Linked DNA regions of Homo sapiens: all the other regions are linked to region 3. A link is a loop called in an ENCODE intact Hi-C map of the cell type or tissue named here. Cell type or tissue: PC-9. All regions are shown on one strand. Links, peaks and the distances in the headings refer to the core of each region. The heading gives the core; the rest is flanking DNA. Region 1 holds the start of ARNT2-AS1 (ARNT2 antisense RNA 1). Region 2 overlaps ARNT2 (aryl hydrocarbon receptor nuclear translocator 2). Region 3 overlaps ARNT2 (aryl hydrocarbon receptor nuclear translocator 2). Region 4 has its middle 27 kb from the start of CFAP161.

Region 1 (8,083 bases), core at 2,582-7,581, 130 kb before region 3:
CTCCCAAAGTGCTGGGATGAGTGAGCCACTGTGCCTATCCAGTAAGTGGTTTTTTGTCGAAAAACATTTTTGAGATTCAACCAAAGAGGATCCAGTAAGTGGAATTTTGTCTAAAAACGTTTTTGAGATTCAACCAAAGAGGAGGCTTAAAAAAATACCTTCAGAGAAGATACCTTTAAGGAACATCAAAAATCTTAGAAGCTTTTTTTCTTGTTTCAAATCATTCAGTACCATTTTGGAGATAATGGGCTCTCTGTCAAGCTCTGGGTGGCAAGAGAAGCCCCATCTTGTCCCATACTACTCTTTCCAACGATCATGCTGGCCACGGGGAAGCCTCAGGCCCCACCCAACCCCCAGCCTGGGCACTGCGTTAATGTGAGGCCAGGTTAGAAAGTGTTCAGGGAGAAGAATCTCTCTCTCTCCCTCGCTCTCTCTCCCACCCATCCACCCATATATAATGCCTGAGACATAAAGGGCTTTAATAAAATGCATAAGGTCCCTTTAATGCCTTACCATTGGTGCTTTTCAAACTCTACATGATGACAATAGTTGGTAAGGAATTCTATAAAATTGAGGCAGGGTACATTCCCCTCCTTAGCATAAGAGAGATTTAAATCTACTGTGCACATAGGATTCTGCTATAAAAAATTCATCTGCCTATGTGAAATGTCTTTTCCTAATGATCCCACACAAGACCCCAAGGGCCAGGAGGAACTCTTTCATAGAATCGTGTCGACTGGCCTCATTAATTGGCTTAGCAGAGGGAAGGCTGGGTCCACAACTGTGGCAAAGTTAAAACAGTAGCATCGCCAGCTGGAGCTACGAGGAAATTCCCACCTGACAGGCACCTGTCCCATTCTGGAAGCCTGCAGAGGCTGAGCACAAGATGGGGCCTTCAGTGGGTCCATGTTGCTTGGCAGAAGGGTGGAGGGACATAGCCACCTGTGCTGAAGGAAGGGCATGGTAGACTGGGGGAATGTCCTTATGCATTCAGGAAGATGACTGCCACACAGGCTCACCCAGGATGCTGCTGCAATGATGGTTTCCTTGGGGCTTGCCCATCACAAATCAATGCCCTCAGCCCTTCCTCCTTAAAGTACATACCTACCTCTCCTTCCCTTTGCCATCAACATTTACAGCCACCCCCACCCCACAGCATCTTCTCCTTTCCCTCCCTTCTCAACCCTGTGCAATTACTCTACTGCCAGGCCCCATCCAATAGGCATTTGAAGAGTGCCCATTCTTCTCAATCTCTCTTGAGTATCCAACACTCTTGATCATTCTGTTTGAAACTATCTTGTTGACTTCTAGGACTGAACTTGATTTTGGTTCTGCTACTTCTTACACTACTCTTTCTCACGTGCCTCCTGGTCCTTACTGTAAGTGACCTTATCTCTTAACATATGTTGAAAGCAGGGGTCTGAGTCAGGCCTTCCTTCTCGTCAACAAACAAGAAGGAAATAACCTCTTCTAATCTCATCAACTGACTCATTCATTTATTCACTTGGCAAATATTTCCTGAGCTCCTGCTCTGACGTGGGCTCCATGCTGGTACTGTACACACACTGGAGAATAAGATCGTTCCTCTCTCAACAAGCATATAGCATGGTTGGGAAAGGGAGCAAACAGGCAATTCTGCACAGGTGAGAGCTGCTCTAAGAGTCAGAGGAACTAGAATAAAAACGCTTACGAGGGATACCTAACTAGCCATGACAAGTAGAAAAGGTTTTTCAGAGATCTCAGATGACACCAGAAGGGGAATTAGTAATTAATCCGGTATAGGGCTTGGAGGTAAGGTTGAAAATAATTCTAGAGAAAAGGGTCAGTCTGTTCAAAGGCCTGATGGTGAAAAAGGGCTTGGTTCATCCGGGCATCTACAGGTGGCTCAGGATGGAAGAGGAATAGAGTGAGATCAGGCAAGTCATAAGAGATAAGGCTGGAGGGTAAGCCAGGGGTCAGGTTCCACACTGTCAGTATGACCAATTTTGGGGACAACAGAGAAACACTGAAGGTTTTTAAGCAGAAGCAGGAAGCACACAGATGTGTATGGTCCATGGGTGGGTGGACAAAAAGAGAGGGAAAGAGACCAACCGAGAAAGGAATGGGGTAGACAAGAGGAGAGGGAAGGAGCCAGAGGGGAGGAGGCTGCTGTAGCAATCCTTGCAAGAGACGACAGTGGCTCAAAACACAGAACAAAAGCCAGCTGGAGAGCAGTGGGTGGATTTGAGATGTGATGGAGAAGGAGGTGCCTAGGCTTGTTGATTGATTACTGACTGTGCTGAGGGGTGTGAGTGGGAAGAGCTAGGGATGATAAACTTGCACTTCTGGTGGTATTGACAGGCTGGGGTCGGCTGAGTTCCCACTCCCCTAAATACCATCTCTCAACTCCTACCTGCTTTCCTCCATTCTCACTGCCCCAACCAGTGCTGTGAGTCATGGCCACACCCACTGCCCCCATAACCACACAGCTACTGGCGTGATCTCCCTCCAACAGTAGTCCACTGCTTACAGACTGCTTAGTGGTTGACCGCGGTCTATGTAGTAACATCCATGTTCTGGATGTTGGCATGAAGATCCTTCACGATCTGGACCTATTTTTAGCCTCATCTCCCACTTCGTGTCTAATTCCAGCCCCTCTTGCCCTAGTCACATGACAATACTTGCATGTCCCCCATGAGCCACATGCAGTTACATCTCTGTGCTACTGCACATGTGTTCTTTCTGTCATGTACATCCTTCCCCTTCTCTGTGCCTAGATAATTCTGTGCATGGGCCACCTCCCAGCCCAGATAGACTGTGTTATGGGCTGATAACACCTGGGCCAGCTGTGTGGGCTTTCAGACCACGGGTCAGAATCTTGAGGAGCTTGTGGCTTCCTAGGTCACAGAGGCAGGGATGACATCCTCCTTTTTTAAAAATTTGAAGCTCAATGCTATCATTCTCCTCTCATTAACATTTTTTCTTGTGAGGTTCAGCTGATTTGGAAATTGCCCTAAGACTTAAGGCTCACTTGAAGTCCTGCTTGGAAGTCCTATGTAGTTGGGTTTAGCTCAGTGGTTCCCAATCGGGTGATTTTGCGCAACCCCACCCCCCCACCAAACCAAGGGGGACATTTGACAATGTCTGGAAACACTTGTCATTATCATAAACAGAGAAATCCTAGTAGGTAGAGGCAGGGAGATGCTGCTGAACCCCCTATAAGGAAGAGATAGCCCCCCCACAACAAAGAATTATCCAGCCTAAAATGTCAATAGTGCTGACACTGAGAAACCCTGCTGGATAAAGTAACAAGGTGCACCAAAGGGCAGCTCATTGTCTTACAAATGCCTTCTAGGCAGAAGAAAAACGCACCTTACAGCAAGGATCACAGTCTTCCTGAGCCTTCTGGCTAAGGCCTCACCTTTTCAACACTAACTAGTATTAGGGATGGAGAGGTCTATAATTCCCCATAATTCACTGGTAAAAATGTCCGGGACTGAGCTTTATGGGCAGGAGCTGGGGAGGAAGAGGGTGCATGGTGTCTGCAAACATTTCAGATCAGCAAAATCCTACTGGCTCCCTGCCTGTGCTTAGTCTACCCTGTTCCCCTATTTTGAATTATGCCTTTCGTTTCTCACTCCAGATATTTTTGAAATAATAAATTCCTTTTTTTTTTTTTTTGAAATGGAGTCTTCCTCTGTCATCCAGGCTGGAGTGCAGTGGTGCAATCTCGGCTCACTGCAACCTCCACCTCCCAGGTTCAAGCAATTCTCCTGCCTCAGCGCGCACCACCATGCCCGGCTAATTTTTGTATTTTTAGTAGAGACAACGTTTCACCATGTTGGCCAGGCTGGTCTTGGACTCCTGGCCTCAAGGGATCAACCCACCTCGGCCTCCCAAAGGGCTGGGATTACAGGTATGAGCCACCACACCCAGCCTGGAATAACAAATTCTTTCAATTCTCCTCTCCAAAGTGAGTATGGGCTAGGTGGGGCAGGCTGGGATGGACATGGCTCTTTTACAAAAAGGCAATGTGTTCTGGATGTGTTTCTCGAGCTTTGTAAAAGACATTCATCCCCAGAGTTGTTTATCTATTGTGACCTGATTTAATCTGTATCGACCTGATCTGACTTGTGTCATGCATGGATGAATTGCTTTAGAGACCTCACCCTAAACTGAGACGCATGTGGGGAACAAGGAGCTATGGACATGCTGTTGCTTGCCAAGACAATATATCTGGAAATCATGCTGCTAAGAAAATAATGTAACTTAGATCCTACGTATGTGTATGCCACACTTGGAGCAAGTCAAGGAATTGAAACCTGGTCTGCTACAGCACCTTTGAGCCATTTCTCTTTAAGCAACCTGTGCACTTGGCTCCCTGCATTTCTCCAAGAAACAAGGTAATATCAACAAGCAGATGCCTGGCAGTAGTTGAGATGAAAAGAAACTGAGCAATTTGAGGATTCAGGTCATATACATTCTTGCCAGTTATCAATTTATTGCCTCTTGGCTCTAAATCCATCCTTCTTTGCCCTGTTTCATGATACTGAAACTACACCCTGCAAACATTTCTCCTTTGTCAGCGAGTGCAGCGTTAGGCTTTCTCAGCAGAGGACGCTGGAGAGACAAGCGAGGTACTGCAGAGAAGTGGCTTCTCTTCCTGGATCAGGTGTTTCTTTCCTCCTGCAGTGTGTCTAACGCAGTGTGCAGGATGTCAGGGTGCTCCCTCTTCAGCACATTTCTCTACCACCCAGAGGCTGCCTCCTGTGAGTCAGTTTTACCTGCGGGCACTCCCTGGGGAAATTCTTGGCCACCTGGTGGGGTGGGTGTGTAGACCATTTCTGGTCCATCTGCACCCCCTACTGAGTGTCTCAGTCAGTGGGCAGGCTGCTTTTACAGACCCACTGCAGTCCAGAGCATCCACAGTGTGTTACCAAGACAGATGCACATTCTCCAACAAGGGCTGAACCTCAGGTTTTGTGGGGTGGGGTCTCCTCTTCCAAGTTCTTAGTTCCTGTCTTGTCTACTTTCCCTTAGCCTTAGAGGTAGAAGCTGCTGCCCACATTTATTATTCCTGTATTCCTCAGGGTCCTTCTTAACCACCTTTAATTAGTCACAAAATCTTTAAATTTTTCCTGTTTAAATTACTGCCATGGTTTCTGTCTCCTGACTGGGCCCTACAGGCACAACACTTTCCCCACTTACTTTGTTAAGGGAATAAATGCTTGGATTTTTCAGGGCTTAAGTAATGGGACTGTGTAGTTTCCTAGTGGATGCTACATTTCAAATGGCTAGGTTTTTGCTGTGACTGGACTCAAAATGAAAATGATACTAAGACTGGAAACACAATTATGACAGCAGTAAAGCTCAAGATAACGTGAAAGGTCTGAAATGGAAGAAATGCTTTGGCTTGACTCCTGAAAGCTCGTTGAACAAAACCAGCATGTGTTTCACAGAAAGGGCTGAGACCCAGGCAGGGGCGTTTTTTCTCACTCAATGTATAAACTCAGTCTACAAAGCTATCCTGAGGAGTCTGCTACAGTTGAAGCACTGTTCAAAAGTGACATGCTATGCTTGTCACAACTCGATGTCTGCCCCTGGTCCACCACTGGGTGACGTCCGGCAAGTCTGCTCAGCAGGCATTCCAAATCCCCTGCCTGCTCCAGCCAGCCAGAAGCAGGAGGCTGGGATCAACCGCATTATCTCTCTGGGCTCTGGCCATGGATAATGAACTGAGGCCAGGTACCGTGGGGTGCTGTCAGGACTGGGAACCCATCAGTGCCACACCAATAGGCCCCAGGGCTGCACAGAGGGCACTGGGAAGCCACTCAGATGTGCCCACGCTGGGCTAGGGTGTGTGTCCATTGCAAATGTAAACACGGCCTGTTTTTTAAGCCTGCTTTGTGTTTAATAATTAATGAAACTGACCATTAATGGGGCAGACTGCTCTGTTCCTTCTCCACTCACCGATTCTTACCTGCTCTGTTCCTTCTCCACTCACCCATTCTTACCTGCTCTGTTCCCTGCACCCTTTCCCACTGTGCCCTCGGGAGTAACCATCCTCACTAACGAACAACCCTTTGGGTCCTCTTCCTAACCATACACACACCCTCTTTCTTCTGTCCTTAACCAAAGCCTGCCCTCTTCTCCCAGCCAGCACTCCACTTCCTTGAAGCCCTGTGGAGTAAAAGCTGACCCTGTGGTCAGAAGGGGGTCTGGTGTCCACCCATTTTCCAGGCCCCTCTACACCTCTGATGTGAACCCCAACACCTTATGCTGGGTCCCCTCTGCCTGCACTGGGAGCCTTCCTCCAGCAGTGTACTCATCACAGACGATGACAGCAACCCCTCGCCTCGAGGTCTCCCTCTCCCTCCCAAGACTGTGCCTCCCTTCCTGCTCTCCTGCTCAGCTTCGTCTCCACTCTATCACCTGTTCACTCCACCACAGCCTGGCTTTCAACACACTCTCCCTGCATCCTATTCCACTCAAATAGCTGTGGCCAAAGGTAACACATGATGCACTGATGGCAAGGCCATAAGAAACTTCTCAGTCCTTCATTTCTCGATTTTATATGCTTTTTCCATGCCCTCATTGGAAGGGTTCCAGCCCCTTTCTCATGAATGTACATCAAGGGCCATCTGCTGGGACATCCAATTCCTGCTTAATTCTGAGGTCCCCTGTGAATGGATTTGAAAATGATGGTAAGTACAGAGTAGTGGATGGGAACACAGTCTCAGATGTACTGCCCAGCTTTGATTCTTGGCTCCAAAGGCATGATTCTGCTATTATCAGCTATAGTAAGTTAGCCTGGGTAAGTTATCTGACCTCAGTGTGCCTTAGTTTACTTATCTGTGAGATGGGAATAATAATGGTATCTCCTTCTTAGGGCTATTGTGAGCACTGAATGAATGCTACATGCTAGCATATAATAAGTACCTACTAAGGGCAGGCTGCTATCATTACTATTATTATCATCTGAGTGTGAGATAGCTCAAAGGCAAATGTAAAAACCCAACCTGGAGCCCCATCTGTGTTGAGCCTGTTCTTGGCCACAGTGGTGCAGTGGCCTCAACCCAGGGCTTCGTCCTTCCTGTGTCCCGTCTCCATTTATACTTCAGGGCCTGGCATTTGTTTAGTGGAGACTAGACAGAGGCATGGAGCTAAAGGCACTGGATGGTTGGGGCAGGGAAGTGGCCTGCCCACCTGTCTCGTCACGGCCACAGTGGGATGCTCCAAGACCTTGCCACGGTTGCGTGTTAGCTCTGCTCCGAAGCCTCTCTTGACCCCATCAGACATAACGACTGTCCTGGCCTGCAGCCACAAGGGCCCCCACGCAGACCATGGCTGCCGCACCTGCAGACTGTCCTGCCTGCCTCCCTTTACCTCTGTCTGTCTCCCCTGACCCAGTCTCTGGACTGTGTCCTTCTCTGGGTGGGGACCAGGTCTCCTGTCTTCCAGGGCTGATTCGGGGCCTGGCACTGAAGGTTTTTTTGAGTAGATCGGTGCCAGATGGTCCCTGGGCTTCCGGGAAGGACTAGGTACCCAGGAGGCCTTGAGTCTATGAGGCCCACCTTCAGGAGGAGGTGAAGGGGTCTCTCCACACCCGGGTGGGGAACCAGATGTGGAGAAGGATCTCACGTGTGACTGCAGGAAGGTGGATGCTATCCTGAGAAACAGGATTCTGGGCTCAAGGTGGTAACCGTGCTGAGTGCCTGGCTGACTTGAGAGCAACTGCTATGGGGTTTCTCCTTCCTCAGACAGGGTGCTGTGCTTCTAAACTGGGTTCCAGTGAACCACGTGGCGAGAATACTTAACAGACGAAGAGGAGACACACTGCAAGTAAATGGGACTAAGGCTGGAGGGACAAGCATGGCCTCAGGAAATGCTGTGCCCCAAGACCTCGGGCTGAGTGGGACGGACGTGCTGCTGTTAGTGGAGGAGGTGGGGAGGGCTGGGCAGCAGATGACAACTCCCCATTGTGTGCTAGGGGCTCTGCACAGCATTTTTCTTTCTTTTGTTTTTTCAGACAGGGTCTCACTGTGTCACCCAGGCTGGAGTGCAGTGGTGTGATCATGGCTCACTGCAGCCTCAACCTCCTGGG
Region 2 (8,083 bases), core at 1,973-6,972, 57 kb before region 3:
TATCAGTGAACTTGAAGATATATCAATTTGAAACTTCCCAAACTGAAATGCAAAGAGAAAAAAAGAATGAAAAAAAAAAAAAACCAGAACACTCAAAAATTGTGGTACAATTTCAAAAGATATATCTGTGTAATTGGAATACAAAAGAGAAGAAAGAGAAAATGGAGCAGAAGAGATATTTTTTAAATGATGTCTGAAAAATGTCCAAAGTTAATGAGAGACATCAAACCACAGATCCAGGAGCCTCAGAGAATACCAAGCAGTATTACAAACAAACAAACCCCTCTATATTTAGGCATGTTATATTCAAACTGAAGGAGACCAAACATAAAGAGACACTCTTAAAAGAAGCTAGAAAAAATAATCCCACACTACCTATAGAAGAACAAGGATGAGAATTATGTGGACTTCTCTTCAGAAACCATGTTAACAAGAAGAGAATGAAGTGAAATATTTAAAGCACTGAAACAAAGTAGCTGCCAACCTATATTTCCATATCTCATAATTTCAATCCTTCAAATGTGAAGGAGAAATAAACATTTTCTACAAAAAACCAAAAACAGAATTCATCACCAGTAATGCTGCCCTGTAAGAAATACTAAAATAAGTTCCTTGGAAGAAGAGCATCAGAGAAGGAATAAATAAAGATATAATAAAACATTTTATTTTAAATTGATCTAATAGATAACTGTTTGTTCAAAGCAATAACAGTAACAATGTATTGGGTGATGATAGCATTCACATAAGTGACATGAATGAGAGCAATAGTATAAGAAATGAAAAGACAGAAGAAGGAAGATTTTATTATAAGGTGCCTGCACTATACATGAAGTGGCATAATATTTTTTGAACATGGATATATATATATATATATATATATATATTTGTAATTGTATATAATAATTGTAAATGTATGTTGCAAACTTAGGGCAAAGAATAAAAATATTTTTAAAGAAACTTAAAAAAGGCAAAAAAAGAGGCAAAGAAACAAAGAATGAGTGCAATGAATAGAAAACATGGTAGCTATCAATCAAACTATATCAATAATCATGTTAAATGTAACTGGTCTAAATGTATCAGTTAAAAGATTATGGGAGTGGATTAAAAAACTAGATCCAACTATATGTTGTTTACAAGAAACCAACTTTAAATATAAAGGCACAGTTAAGTTGTAAGTAAAAGGATAGAGAAAGATATACCATGCTAACAGTAATTAAAAGAAAGTTGAAGAAACTCTATTAATTTCATACAAAGCAGAATTCAGAGCAAGGAAAATTATCAGGGATAAAAAGGAACACTTTTCTTTGAAAATATAACAATCCCTAACATATGTGCACCAAACAACACAGCATCAAAATACGTGACGCAAAAAAAGACCTACAAGGAGAAACAGGAAAATCCACTCTTATAATTGGAGATTTCAACATTTCTCCTTCAGTAATTGCTACATTGAGCAGGCAAAAAAGTCAATAAAAACATAGTTGCCCTCAACAGCACTATCAATCATCTTGATCAAATTGACATTTAAAGAATACTTTATCTGGCTGGGTGCGGTGGCTCACGCCTGTCATCCCAGCACTTTGGGAGGCCGAGGCAGGTGGATCACCTGAGGTCAGGAGTTCAAGACCAGCCTGGCCAACATGGTGAAACCCCATCTCTACTAAAAATACAAAAAATTAGCTGGGTGTGGTGGTGGGAGGCTGTAATCCCAGCTACTCAGGAGGCTGAGGCAGGAGAATCGCTTGAACCCGGGAGGTGGAGGTTGCAGTGAGCCCTGATCATGCCTTTGCACTCCAGCCTGGGTAATGAGTGAAACTCCGTCTCAAAAAAAAAAAAAAAAAAGAATACTTCATCCAACAACAGCAGTATACACATTGTTCTCAAGCTGACATGAAATAGTTACTGAGATATATATACTACATTCTGGGCCATAAAGTGAACAAAAAATTGTTTAACATTGTATTTTTTTTTTTTTTTGGTTTAGGAACAAATTTATTGATATATAATTCACATCAGTGGTTTTTAATATAGTTACATAGCAGTGCAACTATTACCACTATGTAATTTTAGAACACCTCTGTCACCCCCAAAAGAAACACTGTATCCATTAGCAGTCATTCCTCATTCTTCCCTGCAGTACCAAGAAACCACAAATCTACTTTCTGTCTTCATGAATTTGCCTATTCTGGACATTTTACATAAATGAAATCATATAATATGTGGCCTTTTGTGTCTGACTCTGTTCACTTAGCATGACATTTTTAAGATTTGTCCATAATATAGCATGTATCAATACTTCATTGCTTTTTATTCCTGAATAATATTCCATTACAAGAATATACCACATTTTATTTATCTATTCATCACTTGGTGTACATTTGAGTTGTTTCCATTTTTTGGCCATTATGAATGATGTTGCTATGAACATTTTCAATTCTCTTGGTTGTATATTTAGGAGTGAAAATTGCTGAATTATATGGTAACTCTGTTTTTAATATTTTCAGGAACTGCCAAACTGTTTTCCCAAGTGGCTATGCTATTTTATATTCCCACCAGCAATGTATGAGGATTCCAGTTGCTCCACATTCTCATCAACATTTGTTGTTACCTGTCTTTTAACCATCTTAGTGAGAATACGATGTATCTCAGTGTGGCTTTTATTTGCATTTCTGTAATGATTTAGATACACTCATCATTTCAAATTGCCACTCTGACTTTATAGAATGCTCTGGGTGACAGAACCTAGAAACAAGTTGCTAAGACTCCAATCACCTTTGTACAATTAGTTGTGGGTTTTTTTGTTTTTTGTTTGTTTGTTTGTTTTTTTGAGATGGGGTCTTGCTGTGTTGCCCAGGCTGGAATACAGTGGCGAAATCTTGGCTCACTGCAACCTCTGCCTCCTGGGTTCAAGCGACTCTCCTGCCTCAGCCTCCGAAGTAGCTGGGACGACAGGCGCCCGCCACCACGCCCAGCTAATTTTTTGTATTTTTAGTAGACACAGGATTTCACTGTGTTAGCCAGGGTGGTCTCCATCTCCTGATCTCGTGATCCACCCGCCTTGGCCCCCCAAAGTGCTGGGATTACAGGCGTGAGCCACTGCGTCTGGTTGCACAATTAGCTCTTTACAGAAACCTTTGTTTCAAGTAGCAGGATGTTTTCCAATTACAAAGATCATTGTGTTCTAACCACAAAGAAAAATAAGAATATTTTCCTACCTATTCCTATGAGAATACTTCTCTAACAGGACACCATGGTCAGGTATGAGCAGCACCCAGTTCCCGTGGAATTTACATGCAGGTCTCCTTACCTGCTGGTGGCCAGGCCTTGATGTATCCTGTACAGTGGACCACAGCATATTGGGCTTCTCCTTCTTTCACAGGGCCAAGGCCATTCCTAAAAAAGAACATTTGTGAAATTGTTTTCATCACATGAGGGTGAGGCAAGGATGTTGATGACTCCTCTGGCATCTAAGCTACTGGGTTCCCTTGTCTGCCTTTGTGGTTTTGAATCTTGACTCCTCACCATCCTGTGTTCCTTCCTCCCACATGGTCTGAAAATCAAAAATAAATTCCACCCAACTCCCTGTTCTCTCTCATCTCTGCCACTGCCACCCTGATGTCTGGTTCTCTTGGTCCTCACCACACTAAGCCCCTTCTTTAATCTAGGCTGCTTAGCTTAGGGTGTTTAGACTATCTACCAGAACAGTCCCAAAATATACATCGGAAGAGATACTGACCTGAACCTTTTCCTCATGGTGGTTATTCTGTTTAGAGGAAGGTGGTCCAAAGGAGCATTTCCACACCTAAGATGTGACAAGTGTATTAGAATGAGCAAAGACCCAGGCAAGTTTATTCAATATATGGTGCTGCCATCAAGTAGATGAGCCTTAATTGATGCTTACACATTTATTCAGGTGACGCCTATAGCCAATTTTCTTCAAAAGTGCAGAAGCAGACCTGCATGCCTTTGATTTTTTTTTTTTTTTTTTTTTGTGACTGAAGAAAGGAGAGTGTGACCCACATTACAACACACACTGAAATTGTTTCAGGGCCCAGTCCAGGAGCTGGAGACCTACAGAAAGACTCTAGGAGAGACCTGGCCATGCTCAGTCCTGCAGATCATTTCAGTGGAACTCCATGGCTTTTAGGAAAGAAGGGAAGAGGGTGATGACAGCAATAATGTCCCTTCAGGCCTGAGCAGTGACATCAACTTAAAACAGATGTTGCCAGTTAATGAACAGTAACATCTTCTCAGGCTTTAGCATCACAGCTGTGGAAACTCTCTCCTCCCATACACTGTTCTAGCACTAGGGACAACCAGACAGCTGGAAGTCTGCTGATGGCAGAGGAGAGCGTGGGGATGAGAGATAAACAGGTAGAGAATCCGGTCTTTCTGTGAGTCCCCATCTGGGAGGCAGGGGATGGTGGCATCACACTGTACACTCTGGGACAACCTTTCCTGCCTCCCTTTACAATGATCCTCTCAGCATCTCAGGTGCTGAACACCCAAAGCCTGCACCATGGCCAGGCTCTGACTGCTGCTTGGTATATCCATTTTTTATGTGCATTTCCATTTCCCAACTACATCACAAATGATATCCTGAATATCTTAATTTTCAATACAGCAGGGATAAGAGTCTAGTTATACTCTGAGACCTTAGACAGCTGCCAGCACTAGTGTGGTCTTCACAGGAGGCTCACCCCATGTCATTGCTGCCCAGCAATGTTTGGCCCTCTGCCCTTTTCTGGCTGACTGTGCCCAGTGCTTTACTGAAAATAGCTGTTTCATTTGGAGGAAAATGTTATGTTCTCAGTAGATGGCAGCACTGCCCACCTCTCAGGTAAACACAGGCAGTATGGACCTGGCACTTCAAAGAGCAACCAATATCACGCTCCCTGGAAGGACACTAGGGCAGGGAAGGGACTGCATGAATTTCATTGACGGGGCAGTGATAATGGCTTTATGGGCTAATGGAAATGATATACTATGGCACTTTCAATCAATTTATTCATAAGGGAATTGCTTAGATGGTACCATTAAGATTTGTATTGCTGGTGCTCTACTCAATGTCTACTAAGCTAGGATAGGCATTTATTCACAGAAGCACTGCAGGACAAACATGCCGTGACTGACTACACTAACTGATGGCATTTCATCTCTGGATGCACAGCAATGCAAGTGGATCCCACTGCCCAGCTTGCCCCTGCTGCTGAAAGAGGGGCAGGCAGTCTGTGGGGACCCAGTCCTAAGTTAAATGGAGACATGCGTGCTTTCTGTCATTCCAGCACCATCCTGTGACCTGAGGCAGGTGGTGAAGAGGATTTCATCTGTGCCTTCAAGAATTCCAGAGGCTCAGCCTCGAGAGGAGGAGACTCAGAGAAAAGAACAGCGAGGCTCAAATCCCTGAAGGGCCATTTCTCGTAAAACAGAACAAATGGTCTCTGCCAGTTCTCAGAGCCCAAGGAGTGGGTGAGAGAAGCAGGTCTCCCCTCAGCACAGGCAACCTTGGTGATCTGAGGGAGACCAACCAGCCTGTACATAAACAGGTTTTGCTTAAAAAGTGTAGTTGCTTTAAAAGATTACTTTAAATTAGGGAAAATAGATACTTATTTTAAAGCACCTATTGTTTGGAAATTCATAGTACGCAACGGACGCCCCAGTGCAAGTCACAGATCCTGTGGCACGCAATTAGGTGAGGGTGACATTAGTAAGTGGTTCCATTGTGCTGCTACGTGCCGTATATCCTACATGCCATATCTCCTGCTGGTTCTCTCTCTGAGGTCCAGTGATGGACATTCAGGGCTCACATTCAGGGCTCATCAGTAGCCTTTGGCCTTTGATAACTCCTTTTTTCCAGAAACTTCCTTCGCCCTCTCTTGTTCCCTTTGCCCTCTCTTCTTCCCCTCCCACCTGCCTCTCTGCTCCTTCTCAGTCTCCTTTGCTGGTTCTTCCCCAACCCCCTGAGGCAGGAAAGCCCCAGGACTCAGTCCTCTGTCTTCTCCTCTGTCTATACCCACCTCCCACGAGATTTCACATGCATCTCAGTTTTGAGGCCTTAGATACCATTTTATTGATGTCAATCCCCAGGTCCATATCTTCAGCCCCAACCTGTTCCTTGGATTCCAGAACTACATGTCCAACTGTCTGCTCATCTTCTCCGTCTAGGTGTCTGTGGGCATCTTTTTTTTTTTAGTTTTTAAGTTCAAGTGCAGGTTTGTTATACAGGTAAACTCGTGTCATGGGCTTTGTTGTACAGATTATTTCATCATCCAGGTATTAAGCCTAGTACCCATTAGTTATTTTTCCTGATGTTCTTCCTCCTCCCACCCTCCACCCTCTGAAAGTCCCCAGCGTGTGTTGTTCTGCTCCATGTGTCCCTGAGTTTTCATCATTAGCTCTCACTTGTAAGTGAGAATATGCGGTATTTGGTTTTTCATTCCTGTGTTAATTCGCTAACAATAATGACTTCCAGGTGCATCCACATCCATGCAAAGGACATGATCTTTTTCTTTTTTATGACTGTATAGTATTCCATGGTGTATACGTACCACATTTTCTTTATCCAGTCTATCACTGATGGCCATTTAGGTTGATTCCATGTCTTTGCTATTGTGAATAGTGCTGCAATAAACATATGCATGCATATGTCTTTATAACAGAATGATTTATAGTTCTTTGGGTATATACCCAGGAATGGGATTGCTGGGTCAAATGGTACTTCTCTTTTTAGGTCTTTGAGGAATCACCACACTGTCTTCCACAATGGCTGAACTAATTTACATTCCCACCAATACTGTGTAAGTATTCCTTTTTCTCCACAACCTCACCAGCATCTGTTATTTTTTGACTTTTTAAATTTTTATTATTTATTTATTTATTTATTTTTGAGATGGAGTCTTGCTCTGTTGCCAGGCTGGAGTGCGTGGCATGATCTCGGCTCACTGCAACTTCCATCTCCCAGGTTCAAGCAATTCTCCTGCCTCAGCCTCCCGAGTAGCAGGGACTACAAGCACGCGTCACCACACCCAGCTAATTTTTCTATTTTTAGTAGAGACGGGGTTTCACCATGTTGGCCAGGATAGTCTTGATCTCTTGACCTCGTGATCTGCCCGCCTTGGCCTCCCAAAATGCTGGGATTACAGGCATGAGCCACCTCACCCGGCCCTTTTTGACTTTTTAATAAGAGCCATTCTGACTGGTGTGAGATGGTGTCTCATTTTGATTTTGATTTGCATTTCTGTAATAATCAGTGATATTGAGCTTTTTTTTTATATATGATTGTTGGCCGCATGTATGTCTTCTTCTGAAAAGTGTCTGCTCACGTCCTTTGCCCACTTTTTTATGGCGTTGCTTGTTTTTTTATTGTAAATTTGTTTAAGTTTCTTATAGACAGGCATCTTAACCTTAAAATGCTGGAATTCCCCTCAACCCCAAACCAGCTCCCCCCAACAACCTTTTCCATCTTAGAGAATGACAACTCAGTTTTTCCGACTGAGTGGGCAAAGACTTTAGCGGAACCTTTGACTTCTCTCTTTTCCTCACACCCTGCCTGAAGGCTGGCTCCGTCTGTGAAATACACTCAAAATCTGAGCACTTTCTACCACAATCACATTTCTCACCTGAATCATTGCAATAACCTCCTTACTTCTACCCTTCTTCTTTGTCCACAGGTTTACTCTCCACAGAAAACCGGGGCAGTTTTTAGTAATGTTATTCAGAACATGTAACTCTCACAGTCAACTTCAGGGACCTCTCATCTCATGCAGAGTAAAAGCTGAAGCGATGTAAAGTCAACACGACCTAACATCCACTACCTCTCAACCACATCTCTGCCCATTCCTCCTGCACCGTACCCCATTCACTCTGCTTCTGAGACAAGGACCTTCTCACTGTTCCTTGAACATGCCAAGACCATCCCTGCCTCCAGGCCTTTGCACTTGCTATTCCCTCTACTTGCCCTTCTCTTTGCCCAGACATTCCCTTGTTTCATTCACTCACTTTCTTTAGGTCTCTGCTCAAAAGTCACCTTATCAGTGATGTCTTCCCCTCCCACCCTATATAACATGGAAATTAACGAAATCTG
Region 3 (8,083 bases), core at 1,859-6,858:
TCATGATAGGCAGGACATTTAAACTGGGAAGCCCCCTTGCAAAAAGCTGGAAAAGCTGATGGCACACACACAGGAGACAGAAACCATGGCACAGCACCCTGCCTAGATTCTGAGTCAGCAAACTACGGTGGGTGCTGGCTCACAAGGCAGCCTCTATCTCTTCCAGGGCCTCACATGAAGGGGCTTCTGTTGCCTGATTGTAAGAAGAGAAAAAGCCAACAGGAGAGGCACTGGGGTGTTCCATGCCAATTGGAAGCAGATTCTCCACTCCTCCCCTGGACAGCAGCCACAGTCACTGCAAAGTGGAGGGATGAGGGTGGACTCAGTCGTCTCTCCCAGTGCTGAGAAGCTCAGATGCAACCATGGGCCCATTCACTGAGGGCCCAGCAGCTAAGCCTAGGTGACCTCTGGGCCTCTGCGGTCCTACAAACTCATTCCTATTAGTAACAGCATATGCTGGAAACACATCCTATCTTCCTTATTTTTCATGGGGGAAATGATATGGTTCACAGATGCCTGGGTTTGAACCTTGACTGTATAAAAACGGACTCACAGACACGGTCATGAGATAGTTACCCAGAGTGTAGAGTTTCTGTTTCTTAATGATCGGGCCTAATACAATGAGCTCTTTGTACCCCTGCACTATTATTTCATCACTGACACTGATCTTTTCAATGTCAAACAAACGTCACTCCTCATCTCTCTTCCTCTTTATGTTTTGAGGCCCCAGGAATCATCATTTCCTAAGGTTAGCATGCTATGGAATGTTATCTCAAGGGGAATTTTGACACGGAGGAACCAAAGTCATTGTTCCTTCATAGAGGGAGGCTGTGTACAGCGAGAGCAAACTGGGGCAGGGAGATATGTGCCCTTGTTTCCATTTCAGCAAGAAAGCACACCCTGCTATTAAAGTGTATCCCAAGAAATGGGTGGATGTCCAAGCTGCCATTCTGTCTGCACCGAGGGAAAACAATACATGCTTTTGTTATTGAAACTCATGTCCTGTTTTGATTCGAAACTCCAAGGTCATTAGTGACCAAAATGTTCTCCATCTCCTCTCTACTGTTTCAACCAAAGCAGAAGCTGAAAGACGGAAGGAAAAGATTTTGGGGACGAAAGTGTATGGCATGATGCGAGTTTACTATGGACTTGGAGACTCTGGGAATCCCTGGGAAGTAAGGAGATGCATGTCCCTGTTGGACTGGTGGAAAAGTGTGTGGAACTCACAATCGCAATGCAGTTTGTAAAAGGAATCATCACCAAAAATGGCTACCATGAGGGGAGAAAACTAGGGTAACTCAGGGGGCCCAGAACTCAATATGCATGTGGTTCCTCCAAAAACAACTGAGGCCATCAGTCCAAACTATGGAGCATGGATACAGAAGAAAAGCAACCGTCACCCATGGCAAGTTTTCAAGTCCATCAATGACCAAGAATTAGGAAGGCTTGGAGGCTTGGCTAGTGGAGAGGAATGTCAAGGCAGGCCCTTCCTTAGGTAAGTGGGTACAGATGTGAATTTTGCTAAGAATGATGGAATGATTTGTGCCTTCCTGTCAACACTGCCAAACTTCCTACCATATCTTAAACAAAATGGAAAAAAAAAAAAGACACAGTCATGGGGTTGGGCCTGCCTTATCCTTCACGTATGCAATGTGTATAACCCATGGACATTCATGATCCAGCAAACTTTCCATGAGGTGGTCTGCACTCAGGACGGCCCCGCAGAGCCCAGATAAAGATGCTGTCACGTGGCCAGGGGGCAATACAGTTCTTAGGAGCTGAAAACCCAGTTTTCTATCCTGCATCCAGAACACAGCTGCCTGGTTTCTCATATCTCTTCTTATTTTCCATGGTAGCAATAAAAGACTTATCTTGACAGTTTTTTCTAAACTTGAACTCTAGGGCTTTTCAGGAAGAATGAATTCCTCTGTTTGCTTTATAAGCAATGAATATTAATTTTAATAGATTCCTTTTTAAAAGACATAGGAATTTTTAAAAATACTTTTTAAAAAGCCCTATTGTCTTTTTAAAATGAATCCTTAAAATTGACATTAATTTCTTATAAAGCAAACAGAGTTAATAACTTATTACTTACCTTTTGATCATCTCTGCTGGGATGTGGCAGGGTCGCTAATAGCTAGCTGCCACTGGGCCAAATACTGCCACAGAGTGAGGGACCAGTCAAACTGCAGGCAATGGCTTTTGCAATGACAAAAGACGTTACATTCTTGTATCTTTCTAAGGTGAATGCTGGCTATTGCCTTCTTTAAGTCTAAGGAAAATAAAATAAACTTACCTTGAAAATTTACTGGGGCCTTCACCATCTTCATCATCGAAGTCCATTCTGAAAAGTCAAGATCACAAGTGAGCACTGATTATTAGGAGAACATTTTAACTGGTAACAGGAGCTGCTGGAACAAAAGGAGCTTTATTCACTAGGACTGCTATCCATTGATCCCAACCTTTGGCAGTGCTACAAGCAATATCTCTACACAGTCATCAAACGGGTTCAAGACAAGAAGAGGCAAAATGAAAGGTCTTCAGTCTAAGCACCACTAATTCTATGGCTGGGAATATTTAAGTATCAACTAGTCCCCTCCAGAACTCTATATGCCATTCCCTTCTTAGAACTCTTAGCAGACAATGGATTGCTCTGGCTATGATGGAAAGGTGTCTCTTCCTTTTCTCTCACCATCTTTGGGAATACCTGCACCCCTCTGCATCACCTATTCCACATTAAGACTTTTTTCTTAGTTTATCTTGTGGTATATTAAGAGCCTAAAAAGGCTCACGGGATTTTGAAAACAGAAGTTTTCAGGGTGAAGGGATCACAAGGGAAAGAGAAATACTACCGGTTGTACTGCTTAAAAATGTGGCTGGTCTTGATGAGTCAAAGTGAAAAGGACATTTAAGACTTTGCCCTATTAAATCCAGGACCACAAACATGGCTGTTGAGGGGAAAATGGCTGTTTGGGGCTCAAGCTACTCAAATCAGCTGTGCTTGTGGAAACTCACCAAGTAGTTATTCAGATTCACCCTTTACTGGGCCTCTCAGTGTAAACATAAGACAAAAAGACTTGATAGATATTTGTTGAACTAATACCTCAAACTCTTCTCAAAAAATCATGTCTCTGTAATGGTAATTCACACAATTCCTAAACATGTTAGGGCAGAGGGGGTACTTAATTGGTGTCAAGTGTACCCAGAGTCCTTGGGGAAACAAAATGAAAAATGATACAGATGTCTGAGCTTTCCTGGACATCCACGTGAGTGGAGCTCCTTGGAGAGAATGTCTCAGAGTCCCTGCATTCCCCATCTTGTTCTTTGTAGTCCTGGTGGACTGGATGAGGCACAGTTCCCATGGAATTCAAGGAGAAGGAAGGCCAGCCTGCCTGGCAGCCTGGCTTGAGAAACTCCTTGCCTGAACAGCTCAGTATCAGAATGGAGTGTGTATTAAATGACCACTGCTACAGATTCTAGAGCTGCTGGCCTCCCAGTAAGGGTGACCCATACCCTCAGGCTCTAAGGGCAGGGCTTCAGTGGCTAATGAGTGACTTGGAGAAGGCACAGGACACCCAGGTTACCAGGAAATGGCAGATTACACAGGGCGAGCCATCCTTGCATGGGCACACCCAAGAAGCTCCCAACAAGACAAATCCTAGTCTCTAGGGGTTTAGGTGCAAACTGAGGGACCTAGGGACTGGAATTAGGTAAGGCAAAGAAGTATTTTCTTCTTAAAATTAGTATCTTTTGTTTTTGTTTTGTTTTATGTACTGCGTAGCCAAAGTCCTAATCTTGGCCTTATTTTGTTTGGAATGACCTGACGGGATCCCCTGCTAATTTGGAATCTCTGGTTCTCGGACACAAGGGTTATACTAACAGTATAAGAACAAAAGGAGTTACATAACTGGAAAAGATGACAGTAATGATAACAGAAATACCTACGCACAAAAAGAAGAGGAGATGGGGTAGAACAGTGATAAGAAAAAAAAAAAGTACAGTTAAAGGGCCTTACAGACACCACTAAGAGAGACAGACACACACCTCTGCAAGGTAGTTTGGGAAACCAGGCACCGGGCAGCAGCTTTAGAGTTGCCGATGTTGTGGACAAGTGGGAGCTGAATGCAAGACTTTCTAAACGAATCAAAGCTATCAATATTCTGCATAATTACTAAGCCATCACCCCACCTTTCTCGGAAAATTACATCGCGAAGGTAAGCACCAAAAATGCTGTAACCAAATTCACCCGGTGTTCTGCAGAGCCGCAGAACCACGCTGCCACCTAGTGTTCACCATGGGGAAGAGCGATTTTGCCGTCCACATGAAGGTTATTTAACACCCCGTGCGTGCTGTCAAAAACATTTCAGCGTTAAGAAAAAGAAATAGCAGTTTCAACATTCCAAAGAACTCATGCAAGCATTTAACAAAACCACAAGTGGGTGTGAGACATACAGTTATCTTTAAAATTCCTTTTAGCTCAAGTTGGTATGAGTGTGATTGTCAGTACTCCTGCAAAATGCAATTTATAAGCCAGCCCTCTGTCCTCAGCCTTCATGATCTTCGGGGTGTTTAGGGTGACCAACCATCCTGATTTTCTCAGTATAGGAGTGGAGATACCTGGGATCTAGGACTTCAGTGCTAAAACTGGAAAAGTCCTGGACACACCAGGATGGTTGGTCACTTTTGTTTTTGCAAAGAGTTCTGTTCTTTACCCAGCCCTTTGTGGGACCAGACAGATAAGGAAGTGAGCCCCATGGTAAATAATACCACGCTGGCCAGGTCAGCTGTGGCTCAATCAAGCAGAGGGTATGAGAAAGAGATGGCCTTGCTCCAGAGCCAGAGTCTTCTGAAGTCCGCCGGGAACTTGGGAACCAGCATTTGTCTGGGAAAATTAGGGACCCAGATCCTGTGCCTCACACCTGTGCATGTGTACAGCCATCAGCTCTAGGAATTCGGAGGCGAACCAGGAGGTAAATCAGGACACAAATGTTTAAATACTCAGGATGACTCAATCCACCCGAAAACAGTCTCACTGGCTCATCAGCAACATGGAAAACAATGCAACCCTGGAGGACACAAAGGATCTTTTAGAGCCACACCTGCCAAGATGCTGCTGCTTTGGACTGCTATCACCATCTTGGATTCTCTACTTTACATAGGACTACCATAAGCTGTGCCTATTTCTTTTCTATAAGTCTAAGTAAATCATCCTTTGTTTTATATCTTGTATGTGTCTCTATTACACAGCAGCATCTGGATAATAAAGGAGAGAAATCAAAATATGACTTTTAAGTCCTATTGTACTCACTTTAATTCAACACAGTGAATGGATGATAGAAGAGTCTTCAAAAAGGGGGCTGAAAATGCATTTTACTGTACTTTTCCGTCGATGAGCCTGAATGCCTGCCTCGACAGAAAGCCATGATAAGCATTTCTGAACTTGCAGTTAGTTGTGAGTGAAGTGAAGCTCCCTGACGGTGACTGTAATCATAATAATGCTTCATCAAATACGAGCCTCTAAACAGAAGTCACTTATGCTCTAGTGAGATAAAAGGGCTGGTCCCACAGTGACAGTAAAGGAGTGATCCTGGGCCAACCCAAAGCTTCTGCAACAAGTGAAGTGTCAAGGGCTGCTGGAAAATGCTCCTCCTTCAGAGCCTGGACTGGCCAGCCCAGACTGCAGCAATGCTAGCACATAAAAGTTCACCAAGAGAAACAGCTGCTTACATAAATATACCTGCAATTTGACCACATTCCAGCAGCTCCCAGGGTTACCTTAGAGGGAGATGGCTACAAGTAACTTGAAAATAGTCCATTGGCTATAAGTAACTTGAAAATAGTTTTTCCTCAGTGATGCTATTTTAGAAGCCCAGCATCGGACTCCAAGTGGAAAGGGACTGACACATCCCTGCCCTCAGCCTCCACCCTCCAACCCATCAAAAGCTGGCTTTGAGATGGGCACAAACCCTAACTAGCCACTGCTGCTTCCCCCAACTGAATTTGCCCCAGTGAAGCCCCCCACCCCTCACCACCCTGTCACTGAGATCAGGGAGGTTACTACAAACATGCATTCCAGGTGACTTGCTTCAGCTCATTTCTCCCACGCATGTGGAATCACTTTTGAAAGAATCTGGGACTTTGGAACCTCCACCTTGAGTCCCAAATGCTGGGAGAGCAGGCAGCTCGCTAAGACACTTACTGATGAAGGCTGTCAGGGAAATGGGAAGAAAGTTAAACCATGAAGATCCACAGTGCTAGGCCCGGCGGGAGGCCTGGAGGATCCCAACTGCAAGACATTGGTTCTAATTGGCTTTGGAACACTAGGGTGGGAAGGGGGGTTATCCTGGAAATTTGGGATACTTCCCTCCATCAGAATAATCAGGTCAGAGTGGGAAGACCTAGGCAAGGAATGGGGGTGTGGGAAGGTCCTTGCCAATGCCACTACCCCCTTCCACCACCCCCATTCCTCCTCTCTCTTCTTTCCCCTCTCTCTCTGAGTCTCTCCACCATGTCCCACATTCTCAGATGGAAAAGGGAGGTGGAAGAACACCATGCCATCAGTAGGGAGGGCAGTGGGAAATGCGTGCCATGGCACAGGAGCAGGGGCCTGCCATGGGGTTACCTGCATTTCGATGAGAGTGAGTGACTTCCATCAGGGTCTCCTTTGTACTTAGTTAAGTGTTTAGGCTGTGGTTGAAGGAGCTATTATCATGAGCTTCTAGAACAGCGGAGGCCTCAGTCATAGAATTTCAGCAAAACATGTAAAAACGTCAGATGCAAGAATTACTATGGAAACGGCCCTGTAAAAATGGAGGTTTCTTTGCTTAGACACAGGATACATCTCTAAGCCATTGAGGCTTGGCAAGTGGAATCATGGTTTGTGTGCCCCCTCCCTCCGGCAGGGAAAAGGAAGTAGGAGTGAGGATGGTGGAGGACAAGCACCCTAGAGAGGTCAAGCCCATTGATTTGCCTTCCACAGGTCCTGCCCTTGCCCCTGGGTGATTTGTCAGCAATTGCTGCTCATCCTCCTTCCTCTCTCATTGCTTTTCTTGATGTTTCATTCCCTTGGCTTTAAGTGGAACTCCATGCTAGGCTCTGTCTCTGCCTGCTCAGGATCCACATCTGCCTCCAGTGCCACGCTGTGTGTGTGACCCGGGAAGGAAAGCACAGTGGTGCAGGACTTCTTCAGAAATGGGACTGAAGCTAGATGCAGTGGCTCATGCCTGTCGTCCCAACACTTTGGGAGGCCAAGGTGTGAGGATTGCTTGAGGCCAGGAGTTCAAGACCACCCTGGGCCACAGAGCGAGACCCTGTCTCTAAAAATAAAATAAAAAGAAATGGGACTGGGTCCCCAGTCAAATCATCAGCTCGGGGAGCAACCACAAATCAGGGTGTGGACACCAGGCTGGGGTCAGAAACATGGAGGCCGAGGAGGGAAGCAGCCTCGGCTCACCGCAGCCCAGGCCCTACGGGAGGGGAAGAGGAAACTCCTGGCAGAGGCTCAGAGGCGACTTCCCAGCACAGAGACGGTTTCTGGTCCTGTAAGTACTAGGCTGGGCCTGAGCATCTCTGCCTGGACTTGGTCCTGACTCAGCCCACCTCCCTCCTCACAGAGCCCTGTGCTGGCCTCTTCTGGAAAAGGACTTGGGCAAGCAATGGGGCTCTGTCCTCAGGGAATGCGAGTTAGAGTGCACATAGACATTTAAAATAATTTTAAAAGGCCTGGAATTGTAAAAAAAATCAATTAAGTTGACACCTCTTGTCTTCTTTTAGCAACTGCTGAGTTTAGCACCTAGTTAGCAAGAATGGCTGGTTGAAATCGGATGGCTGGGTTTGCAGGAAGCCCCAGCGGTGAGCCACATCATTTATTACAGAGTTGATCTGTGGAGCTTTGCCCCAGGCACCAACACTGCTCATTATAGCTCTGCTGGTTCTGCTGTAAAGATGGTGGCAGCTGCAGAGAGAGAAGTGGCTGTATCAGCACCCAGCGAGTGCAAGTGAGCGTGCTGAATACAGGGAAAGCTGGCATAACCACTGAGCTCTGCTGCTGGGCTTTTTAACCCTCTCCCTCATCATAAAAATC
Region 4 (8,083 bases), core at 1,332-6,331, 650 kb before region 3:
AACTACATAATCATTTTTTAATAGCTCATCTGATCAAAGGCACGTATTCCTATTCTCTGCAAAGAACATAGAGTGATGTCTCTACATAGAAAGGGTCTCCTAGTCTTTTTTGTCTCCATCTATTTTTGCCTTCAGCTTCTAGCAGACCCCTGGGGGAAAGAATATCACACCAACAATGCACCTTTGCTTCTCCGCAGCCCAGCATGGCCACCAGAGCCCAGCATTCGTCCCCAGGAACAGGACTATGAGCCTAAGGTCTTGCATCCCCTTTTTAGTGCCCTTGATCATCTGGTGGTCAGTCTCCAGTCCCCTTCCACCGAAGCTGACCACTTGGGTAATATGCCTGCTTATACTATGAAATCCTGAGAGCGGAAGAGATTTCTTACTATTTACTTTCTCCACTGGCTTCTAAAAAGGGAAACCCTTTTGTAGTTAACACTCTGGTGGGTATGGGAATGCCGGCATGGACCCAGAGTAGTGTTTAGTCTCAGTCTGCCTAAGAGAGTGAAAAGAAATGAAGTTTCCCATCTGTGGTGATGCATTCTCCAGAAGCACCCAGAGGCAAGGGTGACCAGGAGAACAGCACCCTCCTGGAAATTCACAGATATCCTGGGGAGGGTTTCAGACTTCTAAGTGGCATAAAGGGGATGGAGGGAGTGGGGGGCTTCAAGTCATTTATTCTAGATATCAAAAAACATAGAGACCTTTAACTGATATTTTCGTTATAGGAGGATGCTGTCCTTCAAAATCACCAGAAAATTTTTTAAATTTTTGCCCCCTTTTAAGCAGGGGAGACTTCTTTTAAACAAAAGCAAGACAGAATTCAATTACATAAAACAAATATGAGAGGTCTTCAAAAAGTTCATGGAAGACACATCTTATGAAAAAACTATACATGGATTTAAAAAAATTTTGCACCAAAACAAACTCACACTAACCTGTACTGAATGTCTGAACAGGATCTATTTTGAGGCACTAAGAAGGATAAGACATCAGTTTGCAAAGATCTCGTATCAGAGCTACATGGATTCTGCTAAAATTGGACCAAGAACAAACATCAAATTTATGCAGAAATTTGGGTGGAAAAATGGTGAAATCACTGATGCTTTATGAAAGTTTATGGTAATAATGCCCCAAAGAAATCAGCAGTTTAAAAATGAATAATTAATTTTAATAAGGGATGAGGCAATGTTGAAGATGAAGCCTGCAGTGGTAGACCATCCACATCAATTTGGAAGGAAAAATATTATCTTCTTTATGCCCTGATTAAAGAGAATTGACATTAACAGTAGAAACAATAACCAACATCATAGACATCTCAATTGGTAACTTACGCAATTCTTTTTTGAGATAAGGTCTTACCCTGTCATCTAGGTTGGGGTGCCATGGTGCAATCATAGGTCATCACAGCCTCAAACTCCTGGACTCCAGTGATCCTCCTGCCTCAGCCTCCTGAATAGCTGGGACTACAGGCATACACCACCACACCCAGCTAATTTTTAAATTTTTTGTAGAGACAGGGTCTTACTATGTTGCCCAGGCTGGAGCACATACAATTCTAACCGAAAAAAGCAAAGTTGAACAAACTTTCTACTTGATGGGTGCCAAAACCATTGTGCCCAGCTCAGCTGCAGACAAGAGCACAGCTTTCAATGGAACTTTTAAACAAGGGGGATTAAGATCCTGAAGCATTTCTTTGAAGAACTGCAACAGGAGATGAAATATGGCTTTGCCAGTATGATCCTGAAGACAAAGCACAATCAAAGCAATGGCTACCAAGAGGTGGAAGTGGCCCAGTCAAAGCAATAGTGGACCAGTCAAGAGCAAAAGTCATGGCAAGAGTTTTTTGGGATGCTCAAGGCATTTTTCTTGTTGACTTTCTGGAGGACCAAAGAATGATAACATCTGTTCATTATAAGAGTGTTTTGAGAAAGTTAGCCAGAGCATGAGCAGATAAACACCCAGGAGAGCTTCACTGGAGAGCCCTTCTCCACCGTGACAATGCTCCTGCTCACTCCTCTTATCATACATGGGCAATTTTGTGAGAGTTTCAATGGGAAATCATTAGGCATCCACCTTACAGTCCTGATTTGGCTCCTTCTGACCTCTTTTTGTTTCCGAATCTTGAAAAACTTTTAAAGGAAACCCTTTTTTCTTCAGTTAATAATGTAAAAAAGACAGCATTGACATGGTTAAATTCCCAGGAACCTCAATTCTTTACAGCTGGACTAAATGGCTGGTAACATTGCTTACAAAAGTGTCTTGAATATGATGGAGGTTATGTTGAGAAATAAAGCTTATATTTTTTATTTTTACCTTTTAATTACATTTTCCCAAGAACTTTTGAAGTTGCCTCACAGATTTAAAAAGGGTGGTCTTATGATAGACTCAAAGGGTGAGTTGGGGCCAAAACTTCCACCTTGCCCCACCAGAGGGCCCTAAGAATCTGTAGAGCATAGATTGAAAACCACCGATCTAGTTTGGCCCTTCTAATTTTACAGCTGAGAAAATAAAAGCCCAGAGTGGGTCCAAACCCTTGAGGACCACAAGCCCCTCAGGAGGAAGAGCAGGGGCTAGAATTAATGTCACTTGACTTTTTGTCCAGGGCCTTTTCTACTTCCTACCCCTTATCTGGCCACAACTGTGGGAACACTCATCTGATTCTCATTGACCCATTCATCTCCTGTTGCTGGTTGGGAAAAAAAAAAAATGCTGGCCCTTATGGCTTCAGAAAAATATAAATAAAAGCATTTCACATATTGAATATAAGATTCAGAATGCAACAAGAATGAATCTGTTTGGGTCCATTTCTATTTTTCTGCAATTTAAAAGTCAGCAATTATAAAAGGTTTGGAAGCAATGCAATTATTCACTTACAGTACAATAGGGTAAAGTTAAGAAAGAGACCATTTCCAGGAACTTAAAGATACTGGATGAATGTGCACAGAAGGGTATCAAGGCAGACTCATTTCCCCAAACCGTCAGCTTCTCCGGTTCCCTTAAGCTGATGGGAGAAGATAGGGTGTGTCTCAGTTTCACAGACGAGGAAACGGAAGTGCAGAGATAGTATGGGAAAACATAAGTTAACATGGGAGTCAGAACTAAAACCCACCATCAAAAAAAAAAAATGTGATAAGAGGGGAGGAAAGGAGAAAGAAAACATTGAAAAATAAAGCCTTCCTCATGTGTTCATAGCATTTGTGGGTCTCAGACCATGTTTATACACATCAGTTTTATTTGGGTACTTCCGTTACAAGAGGTTAGAAAATAATTCAATATTATATGACCAGCTCTGTTTATTTATTTTATTTTATTTTATTTATTTGAGACTGAGTTTCACTCTTGTTGCCCAGGCTGGAGTGCAATGGCATGATCTCGGCTCGCCACAACCTCCGCCTCCTGGGTTCAAGCAATTCTCCTGCCTCAGCCTCCTGAGTAGCTGGGATTACAGGCACACGCCACTACACCTGGCTAATTTTGTATTTTTAGGAGAGATGGGGTTTCTCCACGTTGGCCAGGCTGGTCTCAAAGTCCCGACCTCAGGTGATCCGCCCACCCCGGCCTCCCAAAGTGGTGGGATTACAGGCATGAGCCACTGTGCCCAGCCTCTGTAATTTAAATCACAGGCTTTGGAGTCAGATATTCTCAATCCAAATGGCAGAACCAAGCACTCACCTGCTGTGTAAACCTTGGGTGGAATCACAGTCTATGACTTAGTTGCCTCATCTGTAAAATGGAGAAATAACCTCACTCACGTTATATGATGAGTGTGGATATGTATGTAAGATGACGTGTGTGACACATTGGCACAGTACCTAGGACACAGTGAGTACTCGGTAAATACTACTGCTTATTATTATGAAAAGTCTGACAGCAGACCAAGAATGGGAACCAGTTTTCTGCTCAAATTCCTCCAGGCACCTCATTCAGCAGATGTTTGCAGGTTTTAGATAGTCGCATTGGGCTTGTTTTTTGTTTTGGTTGGTTTGAAACAGGGTCTTGCTGTATTTAGGCTGGAGTGTCATAGTGTGATCACAGCTCACTGTAGCCTTGCACTCCTTGGCTCAAGCAATCCTCCCACCTCAGCCTCCTGAGAAGCTAGTACTATAGGTGCACACCATCACGCCCGGCTAATTTTTAAATATTTTGTAGAAATGGGGTCTTGCTATGTAGCTCAAGCTGGTCTTGAACTCCTGGGCTCAAGTGATCCACCCGCCTCGGCCTCCCAAAGTCCTGGGATTACAGGCTTGAGCCACCACACAGCCACACTGGGCTGTTTCTCATGCTCAAAAGTAATGTCTCATCCAGAAGAAATGTTTAGGACAAGGGCTTCCCTGACCTTTGAAAGAGCGTGTTTAATTTCATAATTGGGCAAGTGTGCCCTCATGTGGCAATTCGTGGGTACAGCTTCTGATTTGTGACTAGAAAAATGATGCAGTGACAGCAAGGTGTTCTCCAGGCTCAGTTCAGAAGACTCCAGTTTACAAGTGGGTCTCTGATTCCAAAGGGAGTTGTAAACCTTTGCTTCTGGAACTAATGATACATCTTCTCTCACTGTAATAAACACCGAGGTTAAAAGCCAGCCGGGCACGGTGGCTCATGCCTGTAATCCCAGCACTTTGGGAGGCCGAGGTAGGCGGATCATGAGGTCAGGAGATCGAGACCATCCTGGTTAACACGGTGAAACCCCGTCAGTCTGATGTCGGAAGCCTATTAAATTATTGTCTACTTGCAATAGTCTTAGGTTTCACTCCTGCAAATAATCCTGTTTCACATTATGTTCTAAAAATATCAAAATCCTTGAGACTCCCCCAAACTATGTCTTTCTTGCCCTTGCTTTTAACTCTATTTGAATTTACTTTCTCAAGACCCTTCTTCTCCGTGTGATTTCTACTCATCTATCAAGACCATCTTAGAAGTCATCTCCCTCAGCAACATCCCCAGCCCAGATTAAGCTGTCTGCTACTCCCTGGTTCTCATGACACTTTGCATTTTCTCTGCAAATCCCTATTATGGGCAATTTTTCTTAGCAATGAGCAACTTGGACTAGTGTAAGCCCCATAAAGACAGGGGTCTTTTTGTTTCATCGACATAGCCTTAGCCCCAGCGACAATGCCTGATAGACAAGGGGATATTTGAAAGCACCTGCCACATCAGTGAATTGTTCAGTTTCTTTTTCACACTCCTGGGACCATCTGTAGTACAGTACAAACACTCATATTATCATAAATTTTATTCACTGGAAATACACAGCTACCCATCCTCCAAAACCTGTGTTTGCACATCACGTGGACTTAATAATCTTCTGCCTGCGTCAGCCTTCAAATGCCTGTCCATCTGGATCTCATAGCAGCCCGGAAGTGTTAATACATTAGTCATGAGCTGCTGCAATAGGCAGGTCTCAGTTTCCCCAGAATTGCAGGAAACCCTCCTCTATTTGTCTCAGATAAGTTGCTATCCCTCCACTTCTGCCAACCAACCTCTCCAGTGGCCACTGACTGCTTGGCTCAGAAGCTGAGGTGGGAGAATTGCTTGAGCCTGGCAGGTCAAGGCTGCAGTGAGCTGTGATTGGGCCACTGCACTCCAGCCTGGGTGACACAGTGAGACCCCGTCTCAGAAAAGAAAGAAGAGAAGGAGTGAGGGAAGAATGGAGGAAGGGAAGAAGGAAGGAAGGAGGGAAGGAGGAAAAGAAGGAAGGAGGGAAGGAGGGAAGAAAAGAAGAAGGAAAGGAAAGAAAGGAAGAAAGGAAGGAAAAGAAAGGAAGGAAAAAAGAAAAAGAAAGAAAGAGAAAGAGGAAGGAGAGAGAGAGAGAAAGAAAGAGGGGGGAGGGTGGGGGAGAAAGGAGGAGGGGGAGTGAGGGAGGAAAAAAGGAAGGGAGGGAGGAAGGAAGGGAGGGAGGGAGGGAGGGAGGGGAGGGGGGAGAAAGGTATGGGGGAGAAAGGAAGGGAGGGAGGGAGGGAAAAGAAAAGAAAGACAAAAAATTGAGGTGACACAGCTACAAGACAGGGAACATCAAGGATCGCCAGAAGCTGCCAGAAGAGGCATGGAACAGATTCTCCCTCAGAGTCACCGGAAGGAACCAACCCTGCCAAAATCTTGGTAACAGGTTTCTGGCCTCTAGAACCATAGGAGAATATATTTCCCTTGTTTTAACCCACCAAGTTTGTGGCAATTTCTTACAGCAGCCCTAGAAAACCAACATGCCATATAAATAGCAAACTAGAGAATATCATATACAGTAGGTGCCATTTATGTAAAATTTTATACCCATGTATAGAAGCCTACAGGGATGCCTGGAAGAATGTTTTCCAGATTGGGATTGGAAATAACCTCTGACTAGTGGCATTTGGGATGATTTTTCCACACTTTCAGATTGGAATAACTTAAGACTTAGATATAAGATATTTGGAAAGAATTCTTTTATATATTTCCTCAGCCTGTGAGATCCAAATGCAATCTTTCTAGAACCTTCCAAATAAGATCAAAAGGATGCCTTGTAACTCCCTTGGATACCATATCCCTTTGGCACAGCCTAAGTCCCACTCATGGGAGAGGATACCTTCCTTGCAGCTCCTTGTGGAATACTTGCTGTCTTTAAAGTAGCTGCCAGAACTTTGGCCCGCTCCTGTTCAGTTCAGACGACCTGGGTAAGGCCTAGGAAGCAGTCCCTACTGCCCCATGCTCACTGTCACAGCTTTCTAGTCTCTTCCCAGCTTCACTGCACTAGAGGGAAAATTGAAGGCGAAAACTGAAGTTGGCTAAAAGCTCCTGTCTGTGGATGCCTCCTGGCAGCATTTGACTGAACCAGTCCCTGTTTTCCATGCTGAATTCTACTGCTACTTTCTCTGCCTTGCAGAAAAAAATTTTGATTTTCATTACTTAATTAGAAGGCTGCCCATTCTTTTTCTTTAGTGGAAAAGCACTTGACAACCAGCTCCATCACTTATTAGCTCTGTCACCTTTGAGCAGTTTTTGTTCTCCTCTCTGTGCCTCTATTTTCCCATCTGGAAAATGGGGATAGTAATTATTTAGGGAAAAACTCTCTGAAATCATGTTTTTCCTCACCTCTCATACCACCACAATAACCATCAACATAGAAGAGGACATCTGTGACCAAACATGAGGGGGTTTTCCCCCATTCACCAAGCAGCGGACACCAGCTAGGTGCCCTCCAATTCATTCCAACACTATTTATCCGGAGATAGTGTCAGAACCCATGGACTGAGGACTCAGTTCCCAAGACTACCCCTCAAGCCAGATACCAGTTGCAAGTTCAGACCTCCAGAGCATGTGACCTTCTGGCTTCAAGTTGGGATTCCCATAATCCCCTCTAGGTTTGAGATTTGCTGGAGCAGCTCACAGAACTCAGGTAAACACAGGTAGTAGCTTATTATACTGAGTACTGCAAGGGATACAGGTGAAGAAATGCATATGGCGAGCTATGGGGGACGGGACGCGGCGCTTCCATGCCCTTCCTGGGCACACCACCCTCCAGGAACCTCCAGGTGGTCAGCTATTCTATTCATAAGCTCCCCAAATTCACAGTCCTCTTGGGTTTTTTTTGTTTTCCTCTTGAGTTTTTATGGAAGGTTCATAAGGTCCCCAATCCTTTCTCCAGGATATAGGGTGGGATCCTCCCTGGGGAGGATCTTGAGACTCCAATCAGAAGGGTGGGGAAAGACTAGAGTCCTGCCTTGGGGCAAGTGAAAGGAGGGCAGGAGATTCTGTTTCCTGAGGCCAAACACATCCAGCATTATAACAAAAGCCTGTAACTTGTGTTATGGGAGTTATGAGCCAGGAATCATAGATGAAAACCAGTCTTTATCACAACACTACAGTAATACTATCTATTTTGTTCACTTACTGCAACAAGTAAATGAGTTAATGAGTTAATACATATAAATTTGACGTGAGCAGTGCCAGGCTCATACTAAGTGCTCAATAAAAGTTGCCCATCATCACCATCATCATCATCATCATCATGTGCTTCCTCGGTCTTCTCTTTCTCCAGCGGCTGCCCTTCAGTGAGGCTAAGATATTTGGTCTTTCAACCCAGGTACATTTTAAAGGCTTGTCTGGCAGA

Evidence for each region. Hi-C counts contacts between places; a loop is a spot of excess contacts. Peaks named below come from ENCODE experiments on the same cell type or tissue, not always from the same donor. Only the 100,000 strongest peaks of a DNase experiment are listed, where the experiment ranks them.
Region 1: it touches region 3 in a loop (12-fold over the local background); 7 of 110 quality-filtered maps call a loop at or near these places.
Region 2: it touches region 3 in a loop (2.8-fold over the local background); 28 of 110 quality-filtered maps call a loop at or near these places.
Region 4: a loop joins it to region 3, with 7 times the contacts of the local background. A loop is called at or near these places in 14 of 110 quality-filtered maps.

What each region holds. Positions count from the first base shown.
Region 1 is chr15:80,582,418-80,590,500 of GRCh38, reverse strand. The region is part of intron 17 of ARNT2 (aryl hydrocarbon receptor nuclear translocator 2); the gene reads right to left. ARNT2-AS1 (ARNT2 antisense RNA 1) reads left to right here and starts at 5,944. Exons shown (of 2, transcript XR_007064732.1): 1 at 5,944-6,683; 2 at 7,740-8,083. In PC-9, for the core only: CTCF peaks have their summits at 4,528 and 4,732; a DNase peak (open chromatin) is centred at 4,660; H3K27ac peaks cover 2,974 bases.
Region 2 is chr15:80,509,630-80,517,712 of GRCh38, reverse strand. It overlaps ARNT2 (aryl hydrocarbon receptor nuclear translocator 2), which reads right to left. Exons shown (of 19, transcript NM_014862.4): 7 at 3,737-3,802; 8 at 3,308-3,393. Among named protein-coding and RNA genes, the nearest start is that of ARNT2-AS3, 49 kb to the left of the region's middle. In PC-9, for the core only: CTCF peaks have their summits at 4,607 and 4,806 (motif pointing right); no DNase peak of the experiment used is centred there.
Region 3 is chr15:80,452,190-80,460,272 of GRCh38, reverse strand. ARNT2 (aryl hydrocarbon receptor nuclear translocator 2) reads right to left here. Exons shown (of 19, transcript NM_014862.4): 3 at 2,297-2,344. Among named protein-coding and RNA genes, the nearest start is that of ARNT2, 52 kb to the right of the region's middle. In PC-9, for the core only: CTCF peaks have their summits at 4,061 and 4,262 (motif pointing left); a DNase peak (open chromatin) is centred at 4,382; H3K27ac peaks cover 567 bases.
Region 4 is chr15:81,102,968-81,111,050 of GRCh38, reverse strand. It overlaps a transcript of CFAP161 not described here. Among named protein-coding and RNA genes, the nearest start is that of CFAP161, 27 kb to the left of the region's middle. In PC-9, for the core only: CTCF peaks have their summits at 2,411 (motif pointing right), 4,168 and 4,379 (motif pointing left); a DNase peak (open chromatin) is centred at 4,350.